Regions from separate parts of the Homo sapiens genome. Here region 1 is linked to region 2. A link is an interaction called in ENCODE POLR2A ChIA-PET data of the cell type or tissue named here. Cell type or tissue: A673. All regions are shown on one strand. Each heading gives the region's core, and the rest is flanking DNA. Links, peaks and the distances in the headings are about the cores only.

What was found. Peaks named below come from ENCODE experiments on the same cell type or tissue, not always from the same donor. Only the 100,000 strongest peaks of a DNase experiment are listed, where the experiment ranks them.
Region 1: POLR2A ChIA-PET joins it to region 2 with 31 read pairs; 3 of 35 experiments call an interaction of 5 or more read pairs at or near these places.

The regions. Positions count from the first base shown.
Region 1 is chr2:11,287,189-11,298,828 of GRCh38, forward strand. ROCK2 (Rho associated coiled-coil containing protein kinase 2) reads right to left here. Exons shown (of 33, transcript NM_004850.5): 2 at 467-548. Among named protein-coding and RNA genes, the nearest start is that of ROCK2, 52 kb to the right of the region's middle. In A673, for the core only: no CTCF peak of the experiment used is centred there; a DNase peak (open chromatin) is centred at 5,893; H3K27ac peaks cover 1,191 bases.
Region 2 is chr2:11,370,125-11,381,764 of GRCh38, forward strand. It overlaps PPIAP60 (peptidylprolyl isomerase A pseudogene 60), which reads left to right. Exons shown (of 4, transcript XM_047446546.1): 4 at 1,576-1,671. The coding sequence ends at 1,671. Among named protein-coding and RNA genes, the nearest start is that of LINC00570, 18 kb to the right of the region's middle. RefSeq lists enhancers at 5,621-6,179, 8,077-8,286. In A673, for the core only: a CTCF peak has its summit at 4,531; a DNase peak (open chromatin) is centred at 4,707; H3K27ac peaks cover 845 bases.

The DNA of each region.
Region 1 (11,640 bases), core at 1,560-9,559, 82 kb before region 2:
TTCAATTTCACTTACTTCTGCATTGCAACATTAATAATGGCAAAGATTAAGGGTTACCACACATATGGTAATAATAGTTACATTATTTATTATTAACTAGTCTGAAATGTCCACAATTACAGAAGTATAAAGCTTATTAATTCTCTGGGCAATATTAAGTCTTGGAATTGTAAATATTAATTTAAAACTTCTCTTCAAACTGCTATAAATAACCTGTCCTAAAATAGTCTTAATAATGTATTTCAAAATTTAGAACTTTATCTGCTTTGCATATTGTAATTCGGTTCTGCAATTGCTTTAAAAATAAAAGTAACAATTTTTGAATAAATCAAATGGTAAGCAAAAGACTTAAGTTTAATAAATAAGTTGATTAAATTAATAAATTTATAGGCTGATAATAACCAAACAAAAATCTCTTATCAAAAGTAGAGTTATAAGATCAAATATGAAGTTTAAACATACTTACATCTATTTAAGAAATTATCTATGTTCTTGTTTTTCCTCAAAGCAGGAAAATCTAAATCAAGGACCAAGGAATTTAAGCCATCCTGTTAAGAAATAAAAAGAGGAAATGACAGTTTTTACAATTTCCAAGCATTCATTTAAAAAAGTCTTTTAATTTTATTTATGTCATTTTCACCAGGAAAATGCCAACCCACTTTGATATGATAGTGTCCATAAGTTCCATATCCAACAGCTTTAACTGGTTTCCTAACCTCTGTCAGAGAATATTAGGACTGCCCCTATCATGTTTTCCTGTGTTCTTTCGGCCAATGGAAAAATGTAATTTCAAAACATGTATCTATTATTATTTTTGCTAGACAGATGTCTTCTTTTCTCTCTTCAAATGGCCAAATTTCATCAGGTTTTGACTTCAAGAAATACAGCTACACTAAGTTCCCTCTCATTAAACCTGCATTAATGTTGTGCCTAGTGCAGATTAAGAAGAGAAAATCCAAAAATAAATAACACCATCCTTACCCTCTGGGAGCTCAGTCTCAAAACTAAATTTCCTCTTAAAACAACAACAAAAGGATGATGCATTGTCTGGATTTCTATTTTTTCTTTACATTTCTGTATTTCCCATATTTTCTACAGTGAACATGCATTAAAACAGAAAAAAACTATATACACATAATGGTGGAGGTGAAAAAAACTCACCAGAAAGTAATTAAGTCTCAGATTACTCAATGGAAATGCTTGTGAAGGTAGCACGATTTCTAAAACACTATCACATACATTGTCTCAACGCCAAGTAACTCTGTGGAAGGTAGGAGGAAACATCCTCAATTTAAAGACGAAGAAACAAATTAAGGCACAGAGAAATTACATGACTTTGATTTCCTCAGGGTCATGATGTTAGGAAATGACAGTAGCAGCATACAACCTAAATCTTAGGAGGTCCAATAGACTTAACTCATCCCTCTAGTCTCAATGATCAGACTGACACCCTGCTAAAAGAAACAATGGGAGCCTGGGAGGGTAAACAGGGAAGCTAGAGGATTGCAGAAAACGAAACAGCAGTAAAAATAAACCTTTAGGGGACTTGGATAGGGGGAAAACATGGGGAAAATTACACAGAAAATTTAGAAAGGTAATCCAGGTGGGTGTGGCAGCACACACCTGTAATCCCAGCTACTTGGGAGGCTAAGGCAGGAGGATCACTTGAGCCCAGGAGTTCCAGACCAACGTGGGCAACACAGTGACACCCTGTCTCTGAAAAAAAATTTTTCTTTAGAAAGGTAATTAATCTACTAATCCTAGAATAACTGTACATACTATGCTTGCCACTCAGTTATAGTTCATATTTTTAATTTTCATTCACTAAAAAATGTTAACACTTTGTGAAAATATTATTTAATAACAGAAAGGGGCAAAGGTGTTAAGAGTAAACTATTAACATTTTTAATAACAAAATGATTTATATCCCACTGATATCTAATACAGATACAAAGCAATCTTCATTCTCTTCAACTAAAAGAAAAAAATACATTTTAAAAAATCCAACTTCCAGGTAAGCTGGGATTGTTAAATTCACACATTGAGACATACCCTCCCACACACATACACATAAACAACATCACACACACACTCCTCCAAAACAGCTGGACTACTTTTCAAGGATTCTAACATTTGAGCATATTAGGCTATTTTTAAGTACCAAATCAATGTATCTTTATTAGTATAATTTTGATATTTCAGTAAGTTTAAAATGTAAAATCTGAATCATTTATATTTTAGATGTATCTAGACTTATACTCTGTATTACAATTTCAAATCAAAGAAAAGTATATTCATATGGAAAGCATTCTTCCATGCTTCCATTTACCTCCACGAGAAGAAAAAGAAGAAAAATATAAATTGACAAGGAAAAGGCTTCTATTGCAACAGTAAATCTTCCTCAGAGATTTTTCAAACAGATAGAATATTAACACTTCATACTGAAATAAAAGTAACTCTGCATTAAAATCTCCATTTACACATAAGACAAGAGAAGCCTTTCTTTGAAGCAACACTACAACTTGACATTAATAAAAGAATGAAATCCTTGCTCCCCCGTATCTTCCCCAAAAGTTCTCTCCAAGAGATGGGATTATGTGAAGATTAACTAATCTGGAAAGTTTATAAATATTTTCCCATAAGATTCCCCAGTAGAATAGGGTCAGAGAGCTTTTTCAGCATTTGGAACATCTGAACATTTGCTCAACTCAACCATCTTGTTTATAAAACCATTTTTTAAAGACCAAACACTATCACAATTAGGCACTATTATTTTTACGTAGCATCAATTTTTAATGATACTATGATACTTTAATGTAGGTTGATAACATATACATTTATAAACTTACATTCTTACTTGAGGCCTTTACGTTTATAATTTTTACAATCAAAATTTATTCTACTTAGTATCACCTTTTAAGAAAAAAATTCTGAATTGTTTTCAGATAACAGTGTTTTAAGTATATGAAATTAATACTGAGATCCAGTCACTGGGCAAGCTGAGTTAGCTCAGGACTTGATTGAAAGCCCATGTCTGTGACCTTCCTTGTTATGCAGTTTCAAATAAACTTTCATAAGTTTTAAGTGTCAGTGATTTCAACTGTGATTATTTTCTTTAAGTGACCCTAAACCAGACACAGTGGCACACCCCTGTAATCCCAGCTACTCGGGAAGCTGAAGTGGGAGGACTGCTTGAGCCCAGGAGTTCAAGAGCAGCCTGGGCAACACAGCAAGACCCCATCTCATTTTTTTTAAAAATGATACTAAAACTGAGATAAAGAAATGCTAAAAAGAAATACAAATAAATTCAGGAAAAGACTACAACCAAAATTTTAAAGCAATGAAGAAAACGATCTGCCTGTTTCCAACCGTACAGAAATGACAGGAGAACATTTGAAAATGACAGCCCCACTGAGACTAAACAAAACACTACCACCAATAACTGACCAGAAAGAAAAATGCCAAGCAATGGGTACGTGCTAAAAGTCACAGAGGTCTATTGGATTTCAGGTCAGAAAGCAGCAAGATCAATGACTGATAATTAAAAGGGCCTAAATGAGGTGAGGAGTTAAAACCAGACTGATTACGAGAAAATCAGTACCCGGAGTGAAAATCCCCACTCCTAAAATAAGACACTGGAGGGAAAAACAACAACAACATCTTATTGCCCAAGTTTCATATGAATCTGCATCACTAGATAGGTCAGACACAGCTTTCAATCAAGCCTTGGTCTATGCCCCCGGCTAGCCCAGTTACATCTCTAAGGTTACCAGCTGAGAAACGTGAATTAGCTCCAATGCAGAAACTAACTTAGGTTGTCTATATGCAAAAAGCATGAGAGAAAGGCAGGGAGAAAAATGTGTTATCCTACTGTATTTTTTAAAAAAACATGTATAAGCCAAACACCCAGTTTCCCCTACTATAATTATTATGAGGGAAAAAATACATATACATAAAATGGTCTATTTTTCTAACTTTTCCTGAACACAGAGCCTTTTATACTTCAGTTGTCAAGAAATGAAGTATTGAACTTGATTTCACTTTCACTGTACACTGCTTCTTAGTATCTTATTGTTGTTGGCCAGGTGCAGTGGCTCATGCCTGTAATCCCAGCACTTTGGGAGGCCGAGGCGGGCGCATCGCCTGAGGCCACGAGTTCGAGACCATCCTGGCTAACACGGTGAAACCCCATCTCTACCAAAAATACAAAAATTAGCCGCGCGTGGTGGCGCAAGCCTGTGATCCCAGCTACTCGAGAGGCTGAGACAGGAGAATCGCTTGAACCCAGGGGGCGGAAGTTGCAGCGAGCGGAGGATCGCGCCACTGCACTCCAGCCTGAGCGACAGACCAAGACTCTGTCTTAAAAAAAAAACTAATTGTTGTTAAACATCCAAATAAAATGCTTCAAAAAAATAAAAATAAAAGGAGATTGGAAATACTCTGCCAACCTGGAAAGTCTAAATTGATAAGCAATATGATGGAGATACCCTCTTAGGAATTTCAATTGCTAAATGAGGCACAAATTATCCTTTAGCTGAAAATTTTATACATTTATGAGTTGTCAGCACATATGTAGTATTTAAAGCTATAAAACTGGGTAAGATCACCAGAGGACTGATTATAGATAAACAGAAAAGAATCAAGTACAGAGTCCTGGGATGCATCAATATTAAGAAACAAGGGAGAAGAGGGGACTAAAAAGGAACAACCATTTTTTTGAGGAGGGAAATCAAGACCATCATGGCATCTTAGAAGCCAGATGAAGAGTGCAGGAAGAGGGACAGAATGATAGACAAATGACAGACTATGATAGTTAATCTGACTGGTAAATCAACCTTATTGAGGACTGTGAATTTAGTAACTCAGAGGTTAGCAGTAACTTTTCTAAAGGCTATTTGGATTACAAGTTTATTATTTCTAAATCACTGTTCACCACTTTCTTAGTACTACTATTTTAAATACCGTATTAAAAAAAAAGTCCATATTCATAGACTGTAAATAATACCTAGCATTCAGCATGACCACAAATTATGTCTTATTCTTTACAGCCTACCTACCAAAAACTTTAACTACATTATACAGGTTAATACAGCATATATTATTAACAGGGACCTTTCTTGATTACTTTGCACCATGTATTGTGCAAAGCACTATACATGCATTTAACATTTTATTCCTCACAGCATATAAGTTAATACTATTGTCATACCTACATTAGTAGGCACAGAAACTGAAGCTTAAAGGTTAAAAGGTTAAAAAATGTGTCCAAGCCAGAATAGCTTATATGTAACAGAATTAAAATTTTATGATGCTCTTATAAACAATATTGAACTTAAAAGTTAATAAAATAATAAACTTAATTAGTAAAATTATTCCTCTAAAAGAATACTAAATAACAAACAAGTTTTAAAGTCAAGACAACCAAAGAAACAGTTAGTTACAGAGCATAGGAAGCATATTTCTGTGTATCTGCTGTACAGATTAGTGACCAGGAAATGTTATTTAAATGAATTTGTAACACATTTCCTCTGTTTGCTATTTCAACTCCAAACACAAATACATAACTAAAATAGTTGATATGGTTTGGATTTTTGTGTCCCTGTCCAAATCTCATGTCAAATTGTAATCCCCAATGTTGGAGGAGGGGCTTGGTGGGAGGTGATTGGATCACAGGGTAAGACTTTTCCCTGTTGTCATGATAGTGAGTGAGTACTCAGGAGATCTGGTTTAGAAGTGTGTAGCACCTCCCCCTTCTCCCTCTTCCTCCTTTCCCAGCCATGTAAGATATGCCTGCTTCCCTTTGCTTTCTGTCATGATTATAAGTTTCCTGAGGCCTCTCCAGCCACGCTTCCTGTACAGCCTAGGGAACTGTGAGTCAGTTAAACCTCTTTTCTTTATAAATTACCCAGTCTCAGGGTAATGAGCCAACAAATACACAGATGTGTTTTATAAAGAGATAATAAAGTAAAGGAAGTCTAGAAGTTAAGAAACCTGGGTTACATCATCACGGTTCTGCCATTTAGTGGCAACTTAAATTGAGGACGGCTAAGTCAACTTAATTGAGGACTGAGAATTTAGCAACTCAGAGGTTAGCAGTAACTTTGAGGAGAAAAACTTAATAGAGGAAAAGATAAAATTGTGTGACCCTACACAAGTAATTTCACCCAACTTCTAGGGCCCTCGTTTGTAAAAAAGAGTTCATAGCCTATAAAATCATTCTGGTGAGCAGTTCTTTAAAAATTGGCTATTTAAATAGTTAAAGCAAGGCCTGGCATAGGGAAAGAAACTTTCCTAGGGCAAAAGACAGGAGCAATAGGAATGTTTTTATGACTTTTCCTTGAGCCTCAGGCTCTAACATGGCTCAGCATGGCAAGATAGGACCAGTATTATTAATTTTTCCTTTTTGCCTCACATGCCAATATGGCTTGGCACAGTACTCTTCCTGATTTTGCCTTTCTTTAAAATTTTGAGTTTGATATTCTGTTCATAGTGAGTCTTTGCATTAATTTTTAAAATATTACATTAAAATATCTTGATTACTGTGGCTTTTTAGGGTTCTCCCTCAAATTTTGTTCCAAGTGCCTGAATGGCTTCACCCTAACCTCAGCCGTGGTCCTAAAAAGAGAATGAACCTTTACAATGAGAGAGGCATTAACGATAGCATATTCTGATTTTAAAAGAACGTACGGGCCAGGCGCGGTGGCTCACACCTGTAATCCCAGCACTCTGGGAGGCCGAGGCGGGAGGATCGTGAGGTCAGGAGATCGAGACCATCCTGGCTAACACAGTGAAACTTGTCTCTACTAAAAATACAAAAAATTAGCCAGGCATGGTGGCGGGCGCCTGTAGTCCCAGCTACTTGGAAGGCTGAGGCAGGAGAATGGCGTGAACCCGGGAGGTGGAGCTTGCAGTGAGCCGAGATCGTGCCACTGCACTCCAGCCTGGGTGACAGAGTGAGACTCCCGTCTCAAAAAAAAATTTAAAAAAAAGTAAGACAAAGAGAGAGAGAAAGAAAAGAAAGGAAAGAAAGGAAAGAGCAAAAAATCACATTATTGATTTGATCAAGGTTTTAGAAGAATTAAATGTAAAGTTGGTAATTGTTCTAATGGTGATAGTGCTCTGTGCTGATAATAAAGCAGCTGCTATTGCAGAGTTCTTGGATAGACATGATGCCAAACACTTTATATAACATCTCCTTATTTAATTTTCCTAACAGACTGTGGAATTATATGGTGTTAATTATATGGTGTTAATTATATGGTGGAATTATATGGTGTTAATTATACAGTCTTAATATCACCATATTTTTTAGTTGAAATTTGGCTTGGAGAACTTAAACCATTTCCCAGAACTGCACAGCTTAGAAGCATTAAGGTTGGTATTGGGCCCAATGCTGCTTTGAATAATTATTGGTATTTTTTAAATTAAATTCTGATTTTTTTCTTCTAAAATATTAAGTTGATGGGAAGATATGAATCAAATTGCATTCATAATGTAATACATTGTTTTATTATTTTATTTGTGTAATACATAATGTAACATATTGTTTAGAAACACATGAATAAAATTAAGATCAAATTATATTTGTATTACTATTTTTCTTTTTTGAGACAGAGCCTTGCTCTGTTGCCCAGGCTGGAGTGCAGTGCCATGATGTCAGCTCACCGCAACCTCCACCTCCACCTCCTCCTCCACCTCAAGTGATTCTTGTGTCTCAGCCTCCAGAGGAGCTGGGACTACAGGCGCATACCACTATGCCCGGCTACTTTTTTGTATTTTTAGTAGAGACGGGGTTTCATCATGTTGCCCAGGTTGGTCTCGAACTCCTGAACTCAGGTGATCCACCCGCCTTGGCCTCCCAAAGTGCTAGGATTACAGGTGTGAGCCACTGTGCCCAGCCTGCATTACTAGATTTCTTATGGCTTATAAATCAACAATTTTATCTTTTCCTCTATTAAAAAAAGCTTCTCTCCTCAAAAATTACATACAATGTTACCTGAAACTCCCTATAAAACAGAAAACAGGCAATTTACACACCTATTATAAAATATTAGAAAAAGTAATGCATCATCTGACTGAATCCTATTCTTAATTTAATATTGGTATTCAACTGAGAAACTACTGGCCAGATAAAATTAGAGTTGTTATTCTGATTGTAGGCAAGTTAGACTTTTTAAAAAGTATTTTCCATATTTGAAACTTGTACAGTTAAGTATCACAGATAGACTTTAGGGCAAAAAAAAAAAATCTCATCCAGGATATAACACATACATGCAAGAAAAATACCCCCAAAAGGCCTGCTGGTTTTATGTTTTATTAATTTTCCTATTTGGTGCTCACAGTACACAGAATAATTATATGGCTTCAATATTTTGATATTCATAATATCGTTCAGCAGCAGTACTTTAAATACACTGATGGCAGGATCTGTTTATATAGTGCTCCATTACAGATACTCCAGGGAAGACCAGACTACCTTAAGAGAAGGCCTGGCATGATGGCTCACGCCTGTAATCCCAACTATTTGGGAGGCCAAGGAGGGTGGATCACCTGAGGTCAGGAGTTTGACACCTGCCTGGCCAACATGGTGAAACCCCGTCTCTACTAAAAATACAAAGATTAGCCAGGCGTGGTGGTACACGCCTGTAATCCCAGCTACTTGGAAGGCCGAGGCAGGACAATCACTTAAACCCAAGAGGCGGAGCTTGCAGTGAGCCGAGATCGCGCCACTGCACTCCAGCCTGGGTGACAGAGCGAGATTCCATCTCAAAAAACAAAAGAGAGAGAGAGAGAGAGAGAGAGGAGAGAGAGAGAGAGGAGAGAGAGAGAGAGAGAGAGAGAGAGAGAGAGAGAGAGAGAGAGAAAACAAAGGGTCTCAAAGCAGAATAACCTACACTTCATGGACATTTTGGAGCTGAAGGGGCAAGATGGTGGAGGAACAACTTTTCCTATAAAGTCTATCTAGTAACTAAGAATGCTGGAGATGACAATGGCCAACTAAATTACAAAGCAACATTTGTCTGTAAAATATTTGTGGATATACAGTTAAGTAGATAGATAGCTAAGCTACTCTGAATATAGAGCTATTCCAGTATTTCTTAAATTTTGAAAAGATACAACAAACAGATAAAGTTTTGTTTATTAGAAGGTAAAACAGTTTGGTCATATTCACACTTAATGACAAGAAACAGTCTTCCCAGCCTGTTTCTAGTCAATTGTCAATTAAATAAACAGAACCTTCTTTTTCATTTATAACAAGAAGTTTGTCTATATGGTTTCCACCCCTAAGAACCTAAATATAGAAAATTATTTTTCTACAATTGTGAAGTTAAATTTCTGCTTCATCTCCAAACAATATCACTCAATAAATGTTAGCTATTATTACCACTATTTTCAATATCACCTAAATACACACTATGCATTTAAAGATTACGTAATTTAGGATATGGAGAGTTGGAAGGTTTTTACACTTTAACGTCTAAACCTATTAGCACATTTTTTATACTAACAGAACCAAAAACAGTTCCATCACTAACATAATGTGTTCCATAAAGAAAATTATTTTACTCCTTTAAATCTCATTTTTGACATCTATGCAATACAACATTTAAGTCTCAGGGCTAGTGTGACAACTAATGAAAGACTGTGATGCCAAATGAAACAAAGGTTAGGTACTAGTCACTGTAACTCCTTTTGTTATGAATGTACTTATGTTTTAATCAATTTTAAAAGCTCTTTCACTGCCAAGTAATTTTCAGTCTTATTTTAAGTTTATACAGCTTAACATTTTATTTAAGACAGTTAAAATCTGGGAAAGATTAGATATAACACAAAAGTGCTTGGAGCAACATTATTTATAATAGCAAGAAACTCAAAGCAACCTAAAAATCTGGAACAGAAAAACTAAGTAAATTTTACTAAAGCTTGTCAAAGTTATATTAACCAATCATTAAAAATAGTTGTTACAAAGACTAGGTAGGAATTAGTATTTTTAAAAAATTAATGTTTAAAAAGTGCAGAATAAAAATTAAATGTATAATAATTCTACTTAAGGGAATTATGTATATGAAATTTTTGAATGGAAAGCAAAAAATACAATAACTATCATACCATGATGAAATTATATCATTTTATTCTTTTCCTAAGTTTTTTGTGGTGAAATTTGTATTAATAACTCATAATAAAATATAGCAAATCTAAGTAAACAAGATCTAAGGTATTACAGAAGACAGTCTTAATACATTTAGACCTTTTAAAAAATTACTCATTTATTATCTATAGCTCCATATCTCTACTAAAACAGATGCTATTTTAAATCCCAATGCATTTCACTATTCGCCGCCTCCTATAAGTCATATGTTGTTTTTTTTTCTCTCTCTTCTCTGAACTGGGATCTTAACAGGGATTAATAGGTTAATTTGAGAAAAACTAACTTTTTTTTCCCATCCAAGAACAAGGTAGGTCTCTCCATCTATTTCTTTCAGCAAAGTGATAAACACATCTATTCTAAATACATGTTGTTAAGTCTATATGCTAAGTATTTTACCTTTTTGTGGCTATTACCACATTATATTAGGTCAGCCATGTGGAGGACACAGAGCTCTCTGAGTACCTTTATGAACAAAATTTTTTCAAGTTTCTGATAGAAATGTTCAAAATATCCCATTTCTTTCTAATTAATGATGTTTAAACATACATTAGGTAATTAAAAGCAAATGTAATTTCCCTAAAACTGTTAAAAACTTGTACATAAAAATAAAAATTTCATGAAAAACATAGGTGGGGTGGTGATTAGAAGGTCAGGATAAGGGGACATTCTGGAAAATTCTGTTTCTTGACCTAGCTGCTGATTATATGGGTTCTCAGATTGTAAAAATTTATCAAGCTGTATACATACAATGTACATACTTTTCTGTGAGGGTATATATAGACATATATTTACAAAGAATGTTTTGGGTGCATTGGATAATAATGAACTTACTGACAACATAAAAATAGCACAGGAGGCCAGGCACAGTGGCCTGTAATCCCAACACTTTGGGAGGCCGTGGCAGGCAAATTACCTGAGGTCAGGAGTTCGAGACCAGCCTGACCAACATTGTGAAACCCTGTCTCCACTAAAAATACAAAAATTAGCCGGGCATGGTGGTGCTAGCCTATAGTCCCAGCTACTTGGGAGGCTGAGGCAGGAGCATCACTTGAGCCTGGGAGGCAGAGGCTGCAGTGAGCCAAGATCGTGCCACTCCACTCCAGCCTGAACAACAGAGTGAGACTCCATCTCAAAAAAAAAAAAAAAAAAAAAAACCACACACAGGGGCAAATGAACTTTAAAACCTGTTTGCCATCATTGTGCTTAGACATTTTCACATACCTTTTCTAATATATTGTATCTTCTCAATCAGGGAGGACATATGAGTAGGAAACTCATCCTCAAGTCTGCTACATTTCAATGAAAACTTTTTATTACAGAGACTTATCCTCCAAACACTTTCAAAGCTTATTTGTGTTCAAAGTGCTGGGAGGGAGCAGGTTATGAGAAGTCACACGACTTTATACTTTGGATCCCATCTTCCAAAAGATGTTTCTCATAACCCTTAAAAACAAGTCAGCAATTTTGAGTGAGAAGAGGAGAGCTGCCCT
Region 2 (11,640 bases), core at 1,121-9,120:
GTTCTTAATACCTGTATTTATTCCTATAGTTTGTTCAACAAGTGTTTTCTCAGATGCTTCCTAAATGCTGTGGTAAACAAAATTGACAGGGCTCTGGACCTTGTGTTTACAGTCTAGTTGGAAAGGTAGACATTAAAAAAGGCAACACACAAGCGTGTGATTACAAAGCATTCTGTAAATTAAAAAAACAAAAACAAAAAAGGCCAGGCATGGTGGCTCACACCTGTAATCCTAGCATTTTGGGAGGCCGAGGTGGAAGGATTGCTTGAGCCCAGGAGTTCAATTCCAGCCTGGACAACATAGGGAGACCCCACCTCTACAAAAAATTTTTAAAAATTAGCCAAGTATGGTGGCGTGTGCCTGTAGTCCTAGGTACTAGAGAGGCTGAGGCGGGAGGATCACTAGAGTCAGGAGGTCAAGGCTGCAGTGAATTGTGATCGTGCCACTGTACTCTGGCCTGGGAGACAGAGCAGGAGAAGGCACCTGGGAGGCCTCCCTGAGAAGGTGATGTTTCACATGAGACCTCGCCAATGAGAGGATTCAAACAGGCCAAGTAGGGCATGGCACGTGCTCTTGGCCTGGTCACGTGACCCATTGGAACTAGTGAAATGGAGATAACCTGAGGCCTGAGCCCCAGGGTTGTCATGGAGATGAAACTATTTAATGTGTATAAGTCACCTGGCCCCGTGCCTAGTACATCCTGGAGGCACCGAGCAAATGTTTGCTGAATCTGGTTGGCAAGTCCCTCCCTGCCCTTGCATTCCAGGGTTCCCCATTTCTCTGTGACTTTGACCCCAGGGAACCCCACCCTTGCTGTAGATGCTTGCTGTGGCCTCTCTGGCTACCTGTAGAAACAGAGACCAGTTGGGAGCAGGGATCTGCCTGGACCCATGACCCTGGCTTCCTTGCGATGCTCGTTGATGCCTGGAGTCAGCACCTCTGTCAGCAAAGCAGTCACAGGCTGCTTCTCTCCAGAAGGAAAACTGTCAGCTCTGTCCCACCCATCCACATGAATGACAACAATACTGAACTAGAGGCAGATGATATTGGGGAATTCGTACATAGAGCAAATCATCTCTTCATTGTGCTTTATGGTTACACATACACATCTGTTTTATATCAACTGACCATCACTTGTAACTTTGTGAGCCAGACGGGCAGGTCCCAAACCATGCTGTTTCACAGCAGAAATGGAGACTCGCATGCTTGTGTGGAAAAGTGACTTGCTAAGAGTCACGCAGGTTGTCAGAGATGCAGACCTGGGCATCTGCCTCTCCTTACACCATGACATACCTTGTTGAATGACTGAGACACCAGTGACACCGGTGACAGGACGCAGGAGAGGACTTGGGGCAGGGAGGCGCCTGCTCATAACCCTCTCTGACTTCCAACTGCAAACCCTTACTGGCTGTTGTCCTCTGCCAGGCACTGTGCTGAGCCCCATGGAGGCACCAGCCTCTTCGATGGTGGCATTTTAAGGCCTACAATGGCAGAGAAACGTCGTGGAGGAGTGAGGGTATTTCCAGCCATGGCTGGAAACTGACCCTGAATCCGAGCGTTCTCTGGTCTGGACAGAGTGCCAGGCCTGTGGCAAAGCAGGTAACCTTTGAAACGGAATCTGATCTGCTGTCGGCCACTGCCCAGGCCACAGTCTGCCAAAGGGACAGCTGAACGAAAGGCTCAACTTCCTCCTTCATCAGCTCCAAGTTCCAGGACAAGAGGCAGAACCAGGTGCCACCGAGCCTGCCACAGGTAAAGCTGCTTCTCTGTCTTAGGCCTCCCTGCTCTCGTCCTCAGGGCACTTCTCACCCCCTCCATCCCTGCTGACGCTGAGTGCTATCACCCCCAAGGAAGGACGCTTCCTGGAATGCCCAGCCTGCCACCCAAGAGACTCCCCTCAGGGCACCCACTGCTGGATCCAACAGGTCTGCCCCAGTGCCAGCCCCTAGAACCACAGGCTTCTGTAAGCTTCGACTTCCACATGCAAACCAAGTACGCTCAGCCTTTTAAAGTGCAATCCTCTTTGTTCAGAATGTTCTTCCTCCTGTGGCCAGGCTGACTCCTTTTCTCAATCCTCAGGTCCCAGGAGGGCTGTCACTGCCCAGCACCTCTCCCCAACCTCCTGTGTGCTCTCTGAGCATTGTGTACCCGCTCCTGGTGCCACACAGACTCTTGCCATGACCTCTTCTTTGTCTCTGTTTCCATTGGCTGTGTCTCATTCTCCATTGCATCTGCAGCACCCAGCCCTGCACCTGGCACATAGAAGACCCTCAGTGGTATTTCATCAATAAATGGGAATGGTCTTACCCTTCCATGCCCACAGACACACTTGCACCCAGACCTCTGCAGCCCCTGCCCTCCCAATGACCTTGCCTTGGAGACTCTGCAGTTCTCACCTTTGACAGCTTTCTGAGAATTCGACCGTCCCCAGGCTGTCCTCTTCATTGATGCCTTTGCCACTTAAACCAAAATATGCTGTGCTTTTCTAGGTTTCTGCTTCTTGCCAAGTGTCTATCTCTTACTCTACCGACCATCACCATTGACGTGTGTGAGGGGACATCTGGAAGCACAGTCCTCTAAGGTGTGTGTGTCAAGATAGGGTTTGGGTGGCAGAGGGAGGCCCAAGTGCTGGTGGGTTCACCCACAAGGATTTGCTGACAGCTAGCTACACACCTTCCTGTTCTTTGAGAATTTCAAACGTGAGTAGATCAGCCCTTGCCATCCAAGAGCTTAGGTTGAGGGTCTGAGGGTGGAAAACACAATGAACACAAAGCTTAATTCCAGAATGGATGCCAATAATGGCACATACCATCTGCTAAGCACCTACTGTGTGTGGGCATTTAACGGTCACTGTCTTCCATTTATATAACAACCTTGCGATTTATGAATTAGAGAACCATCTTACAGGTTACAAAATTGAGATAAGTGAGCTGCCGTCTATATCAGAGAATAGAAGGTTCTGAGACCAAGATTTGAAACCAGACCTTGCCAAGGAATGACCAAAATTCATTCCTTACCAAGATGTCACTTTGGGGGCCTTATCTTAAAAGTGCTTTTCTGCCAGTTTCAATGCTCTTGAGAGGACAGTCTCCCCCTCGAAGGCTCCTAGCAACATCGCTGGGCAGGCTGGGCTGCTAAGAACACCTGTGTTTAATTTAGGTGGTGACTCAGAAGTCCCATGCCCAAAATAGGTGACACAGGCACACATAAACTGTGGCCTCCTTTTTCTACCTCCAGCCCTAACCTCTGACCCTACTGTCTGTGATTGGAAAGAAACGAAACAGTGGTACTGGGAAGAGCTGTTCCCGACCTAAACCTTGCACACAAATGGTGTCAGCAGGCACAAATCAACATGAAGATTATTAAGGGGAAACAAGCGGAAAAAATACAACTCACTAGGAATTCCTAAGTGGAGGGGCTGGGGTGTGTGTTTGTGTGTTTGTGTGTGTGTTTGTGTACATGTTTTTAACTCATCCAGATTGGAAAAAAAATGTGCCTGCAAAGGTTTCACCTTTACTTTCTCAAACCAAAAGAGATCATGTCAAGATGCCAGTCAATTGGGAGGAACTGAGGGTGAAGCCCCAGCAGGAGGGCCCTCTCTTTTCTCTTTTGAAACTTGGTGATGGCCAGGTACAGTGGCTTATGCCTGTAATCCCAGCACTTTGGGAGGCCGAGGCAGGTGGATCACCTGAGGTCAGGAGTTCCAGACCAGCCTGGCCAACATGGGGAAACCCCATCTCTACTAAGAATACAAAAATTAGCCAGACATGGTGGCACGCGCCTGTAATCAAAGCTACTCAGGAGGTTGAGGCATGAGAATTGCTTGAACCCAGGAGGCGGAGGTTGCAGTGAGATGAGATCACACCACTGCACTCCAGCCTGGGTGACACAGTGAGACTCGTGAAAGAAGGAAAGAAAGAAAGAAGGAAAGAAAGAAAGAAAGAAAGAGAGAGAGAGAGAGAGAGAGAGAGAGAAAGAAAGAAAGAAGGAAAGAAGGAAAGAAAGAAAGAAAGAGAAAGAAAGAAAAGAAAGAAAGAAAGAGAAAGAAAAGAAAGAAAGAAAGAAAGAAAGAAAGAAAGAAAGAAAGAAAGAAAGAAAGAAAGAAAGAAAGAAAGAAAGAGAAAGAAACTTGGTGTCCCCAGTGCATGCCTCAGCAGCTGTGGGATTGAAAAGTTATACATATTTTTTCCCATTGAGTAAACAAGTCTACCATTAGAAGCAGGACTTCCTTCTTGATATACTTGGATGGAGACGATTTGTTTGAAAATGAGTCTGTTTAAAATGAACACAGCCGCTCCCCCCGCGAATCTGCGGGCAATCTGACATCTTTGGAGCTCACTCAGAATGACACACTGAGCAAAATTCCACCACGTTAAATTCGAGTAGACTTGACATGGTGGAAAGATCACAGGCCTGGGGCAGAGGGCCTGGCCCCTGCCCTCGCCCCTGGGGCCCTGTGAGAGCCAGGACAGGCCCTCCCCTCATCCAGCGGCCGTGGAGCCCTGGGTCTCTTCCTGCAGCTCGTTTCTCTCGTGTGAGGCAGACACAGTGCAGCGCTCTCTTGAGGTCTCTGTGGCATTTCTGGAATGTCCTTCTTCCCCAGTTCTGCTGTTCTTTCTCCCTAGCGTGAAGGCAGGGAAATAAAGAGGCCTATTTATAGTGGGCTGGGCCAAGGCAAGCTCATCTCAAAGCTGAGTATTTATGACTGTTAGTGTCTCAGAGACAACCTGTGAATGGCCTGGCGTCTCTCCAACGGTGTGGTGTGGACTTGGCACCACTTCGCACGGCACTGGAGCTGGGTGCTGCCTTCCAGCTGGGCGTGTGAAGGGCCCGTGCAAAGCCTCTGCCTCCCCTACCCCGGCTCTCAGGGCCCTGAGGAGCTTACGGGCTGGAAATGGCCACTTCCTGAAGAACGGTAACCAGCCCCTGTGTAGGCAACAACTCACGCGCGCCCACGGAAACTCAGAGGCGTGGCTGTTACTATCCATATTTTAAAACGCAGTGATGGCTCCAATGCATTTGTTCTGTGTAAGGTAACGGGCTATTCTAGACAAGCTTTGGGGTATCTGCCTCTCCAACTTATGCCCTTTACTTTGTGAACGAATCCCACCCACAGCCATGATCACTCAGTGTGACTTCGTTACCCTGGCCTTGGTTAATTGGACCAGCGATGGGCCGGTGACCCAGGCTAAGCCAATAACATATTCTCTCCGAAAGTTTTGCTTCCAGATTCCCTTCTTAGCCTCTGTTGGGCCCTTGACTGGGGAGCCCAGTGAGGCCAGGCCTGGGCAGCTGAGCTTGTCATCTCAAACAGAAGCAAAGGAAGCTTCTCTGCAGAGCAGTCAATGAAACTGTCACACAATGACCCCAGAAGTCCTGACAGATGGTTCTGCCAGCTTCCCTGTTCCAGTCACTCTCGAAGCCTTTGGTTCCCGGAGATTCTACTGCTCTATCTTTTTGAAACAGAATGTTCTATTAGGGTTTAAATTTATGTAACACAATAGCCTATTGGAAGATTTTTTAAAAAAAAAACTTACTGGAAAAATCTACCAGCTGCTATCTGGAGACACAAAGACAGAAGGTCCCTAGAGGGCAGATCCTGAGTAGCCTCACTTAGACGGGGAGGCAGGGGCAAGCCCCGACATGGCAAAGCCAGCCCCTCCGTATGTCCCAGCCAAAACCAGCGTTGGAGAAGGGCAGTGGGGCCGCTGATGGCTATCGTGTGTGAGAGCCAGGGCCGGAGCCAGCTATGGTGCTTCCCTCATGACTTAGAAAGCAGCTCCTGTGAGCATCCAGGTACTTCTGGGCAGTTGGATTTTCCAGGTTAAGGCAGTGAGACTGGGCTCTCCCATTCCTTCCAGCCTCCCCACCCATACTGCCTGTCACATGGGGCTTTCTGGACTTAGAAGGGGAATCCACTGGCTTCATAAAGTAAATATTGCCATCTGAGACCTGGCTTCAAACTCTGAAGTAGAACACCCCAGTTACACTTCCAGTAACTTTCCCTTTCTTGCTTAAACTACTTTGGGTGAGACTTTGTTCTTGTGATGGAAAGAGCTTCGTTGAAGTGACAAATGCTGGGGGATGCTGAGTCCACATCCCGGTCTGTCTGACTCCAAATCTGAGTGACTCTGAGTCCAGAGGTCATTCGACTTCACATCAAGGCCTCTCTGATGCCGCCTCGCATCCCCTGAGAGCTTGGCAGACCTGGAGGCTCTCGTCAGAATTCCCCAACAAAATCTGTGTTTTAACAAGTTCCCTGGTACCCCTGGGGGGGCACTGATCTGATTCACCCACCAGCCTCCCAAGGCCCTGTAGTGCTGAGCTGTGGACCTCACTAGGACGCTCTCCTTGTCCCTGCCACTAGCTCCAGTGGGATCTCAGGCCAAGACCTCTCCTACCCTTGGCTCCCATTAACTTCTTTATAAAACAAAAGGCCCTCCCTGGTCCTGAGCTGAGGTGGCATCAGCTGTTCCCTTCAAAAAAGTGGCCCAGAGAAGCGGGGAGTAGAGAGTGACTGCTAATAGGTACAGGATTTCTTTTTAGAGTAATAAAAATATTTTAGAATTAGACAATGGTGATGGTTATCCAACTCTGTGACTGCACTAAAAACCATTGACTTGTACAACTTAAAAGGGGGACATTTTATAGTATGTGAACTATAGCTTAATAAAGCTGTTATTAAAAAACAATGGTACAGTACTTGAGAAAGAGAAACAATAAACCTTGGTAAAAAATAGGTTCAGTTTTATCTCAAAGCCCTATGGCTTCTCTACAGGAAGCCTTTGCTTTTGTTCTGTATCTCATGGTTTCTCTTCACAAGGCCGTTATGAAGCTCAGATGGCGCAATGGCTCAGAAGAGATTTGCAAAGGAATAAGCGAGAGATCAGAGCAGGGAACGCAGGTCAACAGCAGCCCCTCCTCCCTGTCTGCCTTCCCCTGAACCTCCGTGCAACCAGAGCCTCTGGGGAGAGGCAGGTACATCTTGTGTTTCTTTTCAGTGCAACTGTAGCTGGCCGGATGCCACAGGACATTTACTTTAAAAGAATATTTAAAAAATTTTTTTAGAAAAATGAAGGTCTCGGGACTGGGCACGTGGCTCATGCCTGTAATCCCAGCACTTTGGGAGGCGCAGGCGGGAGGATCACTTGAGGCCAGGACTTCAAGACCAGCCGGGGCAACATAATGATACCCCGTCTCTACAAAAACTTTTAAAAAATAGTCAGGTGCAGTGGTGAGTGCCTGTAGTCCCAGCTACGAGGGAGGCTGAGGCAGGAGAGTGGCTTGAGTCCAGCAGTTTAAGGTTGCAGTGAGCTGTAATCACACCACTGCACTCCCGCCTGGGCGACAGAATGAGAAAGAAAAAATGTTTTTAAAAAATTTGTCTCTAAGAAAAAATGTTTTTAAAAAACATTTTTTTAATGAAGGTCTAGTCATCAAGACCCAAGACCCCACTGTCTGGCAGGTCATCTTGGGGAATTCCTATCCATTTAGCTTCCCCAGGTCCAGGAACTTCCTTGGACCTCCTGGGTTGACTGCCCCCATGTTGCCCCGGCCAATGCTCAGTAACATTTGTTGAATGCCTGATTGTGGCCCACATTTAGAATTATTAGAGAAAGGCCGGGCGCAGTGGCTCATGCCTGTAATTCCAGCACTTTGGGAGGCTGAGGTGGGCAGATCACTTGAGGTCAGGAGTTCGAGAACAGCCTGGCCAACATGGTGAAACCCTGTCTCTACTAAACATACAAAAATTAGCTAGGCATGGTGGCACACACCTGTAATCCCAGCTACTCGGGGGGCCAAGACAGGAGACTGTCTCAAAACAAACAAACAACAAAACAGAATTATTAGAGAAAGAACATTTAAGGAAGTGAGAAAATGTGGTAAGGTATGAAACCTTGGCCTGTTGAAAGCCAAAATCACCTTCTGATTAGGAGGGGCCTGGCCTCCAACCTCCCTGGAGAACGGTTTGTTCCCCTCCTTTGCAGCCAGGTTGCAAACATTTATGACCCATTTAATCATGCTCAGTGTTTGGAGCCACACAGAGAGGGCTTCTGCAGGCTCGGACGTCATCTCGGGGCGAAGGGTGGTGTTTGATGTGTCACGCGATGAAATGCTCCCCACTCCACTCATGGTTATTATTTTTTTGCCTTTAAGCAGACAGAGTCCATCAGAGATTAGAACTCTGCCAGAGTTTCTGGGTTGAGTGATGAAGCACAAATGTTTCCCTTTCCAACGCTCTCGGAACTGTCAGCCTTATTTCTATGGCTGTCATTCTCTTATTCACAAAAACGAAACCGGGCTAAGCTGCCCTTCCTCCCTGGGCTTTTTCCAGCCTGAAGTCTCTGAAATAGCCATGTTTGTTGTAGCAGCAAGTGGGAATGTTGTCTGCTGTGATAAATGGCCCGTCCCTTCCCCTAAAATAGCCACTGGACTTCCTGGGAACTTTCCTCTCAGTCCTCTGATGAGGGAGGGTCTCGGTGGGCCTGTGGGGACTCAGCAGGGGCTACCTGGTTCAGGCTGGCTCCTTCTCCTTAAAAGCAGAACGAGGGCCCATTCGAGTCAGAATGAGCCCCTGCAGAGCTTCTTAACCGTATACAACCCCGGGCAAGCTATTTTGCCTCTCTGAGCCTCGTTTTCTCACCACATTTGGGCCAAGGAGAAGACTAAATGAGATACTATATGAAAGGTGCTGGGCCCAGATCAGACCCTTAATAAACAAGAATTCAGGCAGGCAGCGGTGAGGTTCTTGCCTGCTCCCTTTCACCCATAGATGCCTCCTGTCACTGCCTAGTGGCTGAGCTCTGGGAAGGGAGGCAGGGGACCCACCTCACTCCCTGCCCTGTGCGTACAGCCTAAGCCAGGCTCACTGAGTCCCTCACCACCTCCTTTGTTCAGTAAACATTGACTGGGCATCTGCTGTGCCCCAGAGCCTGCAGGAGGCCATGGGGACAAGGACAAGTCAGACATGGCTCTGGCCCTCAGTACAGAGATCTCTACAGGATGCAAGGGACCCTAATTGATCTGTTGTACAGTGGGAGTTCGAAATGCCATGGGCAGGAGAGAGAGAAGCCTGGCATTGACTGGAAGCTTCCAGAAAGGTTGCTTCTCTTACTGAGGCTGGGCCACACCCTGGGCTGTTGGGAGCCCCCCACCATGCCTTGTTTTGTTCAGCTCTGGCATACGGTAACCATGTATTACCAGCAGGAATTAAAGGAGCTTTAGGAAATCAGTGATCATTGAGACAGGGTCTTGCTCTGTCACCCACGCTGGAGTGCAGTGGCGTCATCATGGCTACACGTCATCATGGCTACATCATGGCATCACTGCAGCCTAGACCTTCTGGGTTCAAGCAATTCTCCCACCTCAGCCTCCCGAGACGCTGGAACTACAGTCATGCATCACCACACTTGGCTAATTTTTTATTTTTTGTAGAGACAGAATCTCACTATGTTGCCCAGACTGGTCTCGAACTCCTGGGGAGCCCAGCAGTTCTAAAAGCTGATTACCATAAAGGCATCTTGAGTTTGGGTCTGAATTCCCTGGCAGCTAAAACAAAGGGAGGAACATATTGAGTTACATAGTTTTCTTTTTCTGACAAAAGAATGCATACAAATTGACTTGAAGAGCCGGGCATTTTCCTGGAATGAAGTGCCTGCCAAAACATGCTGAGGGTAAAAGAGACACTGGGTTGTGGAATGGACCGAGGCTTCCACCACAGTATTGCAAAAGACCCACAGACGCTGCTCAAACAGACGATGCTTGTAGGACATTCCCAAAAAGGCAGAGGCCACCAGGAACATCATAACTCAGGGAAGGCACTTCTACCTTTGATGTCCCTGTTCTCTTAGGACAAGTACAAGAAGAACCCAATGAAAATATGGCTTCACCTACATCCCCAAACCACAGCAGAGCCCTCAGAGTGGCTTCACTGCAAGGATCCAGCATCTCCATTCATGGTCTGTGGATGGTTGACATTTGAAGAAAACACCCAACCACATATGCATATGTGTATCCATGTACACATTATATGTATGTGTGTGTATACACATGCAGTTTTTTATGATTGTAAAACTAGTGCTAGTGTTCTTTGCAGAAAATTTTGAAATATAGAAAAACATGAAAAAAGTATATGCCAGTAACAGCAATTCAGAAAGATAACCTCAATTAGACCTTGCTATATTTATCTGTAGTCATTTATCTACATGTGAGATATATATACATATATCTCTGAATGTGACCCTAGGGTCATTGGGTCATTCTCTGCGCCTTTTTTTAATCTCAAACTTTTTCATTTAACAAGATTTTACATATATATATATATACGTATATATATGTATATATATATATACGTATATATACGTATATATATGTATATATATATACGTATATATACGTATATATATATGTATATATATACGTATATATACGTATATATACGTATATATGTATATATATACGTATATATACGTGTATATATACGTGTATATATACATATATATATACGTGTATATATACGTGTATATATACATATATATATACGTGTATATATACGTGTATATATACATATATATATACGTGTATATATACGTGTATATATACATATATATACATATATTTAGGCAGGGTCATGCTGTGTCACCCAAGCTGGAGTGCAGTGGTGCAATCATGGCTCTCAGCAAACATGACCTCTCGGGCTCAACTCATCCTCCCATCTCAGCCTCTTGAGTAGCTGGGACTATAGATGGGCACCATCATGCCTGGCTAATTTTTTAAAAAAAGTTTTGTAGTGATGGAGTTTTGCCACATTGCCCAGGCTCAAGTGATCCTTCCACTTTAGCAGTCCAAAATGCTGGGATTACAGGCATGGGCCACCATGCTGGGCTAAGGTGGGGCATTCTAAAATTCAAGAGGAAAGACTTTATTGAAAGTATTTTTGTTGCAATGATTAGAAAAATCATATTTTTAAAACACTAAGCTAAATTATAAAAACTAAACTGTTATGAATGAACTGAGAGTTAAAACAAACAGTACATTAAAAAATTCATTGTGTGTTTTTTTTTAAATTTTCCCTGTGAAGTGTAATTTATGTACAGAGAAGGGCACAAAATAAATGTATAGCTTAGTCAATATCCATCATCTGGGTCAATAAATAGACATTGCCAGAACCGGAAATACCTCCTCATGCCTCCTGCCAGTCACTACTTCCTTCCTCCTTCTCAAAAGTAAACACTTACCCTGATTCTATTATTCATTACTTCTTAGTTTTGCCTGTTTTTTAAACAACTTTTTTTTTTCCTTTTTTTTTTTTTTGAGACAGAGTCTCGCTCTGTCGCCCAGGCTGGAGTGCAGTGGCGCGCTCTCGGCTCACTGCAACCTCCGCCTCCCGGGTTCACGCCATTCTCCTGCCTCAGCCTCCCGAATAGCTGGGACTACAGGCGCCCGCCACTACGCCCAGCTAATTTTTTGTATTTTTAGTAGAGACGGGGTTTCACCGTGTTAGCCAGGATGGCCTCGATCTCCTGACCTCGTGATCCTCCTGCCTCGGCCTCCCAAAGTGCTGGGATTACAGGCATGAGCCATGGCGCCCGGCCAAAACAACTTTTTATACTTAGAATCGAATGTGTGTATTCTTTTGCA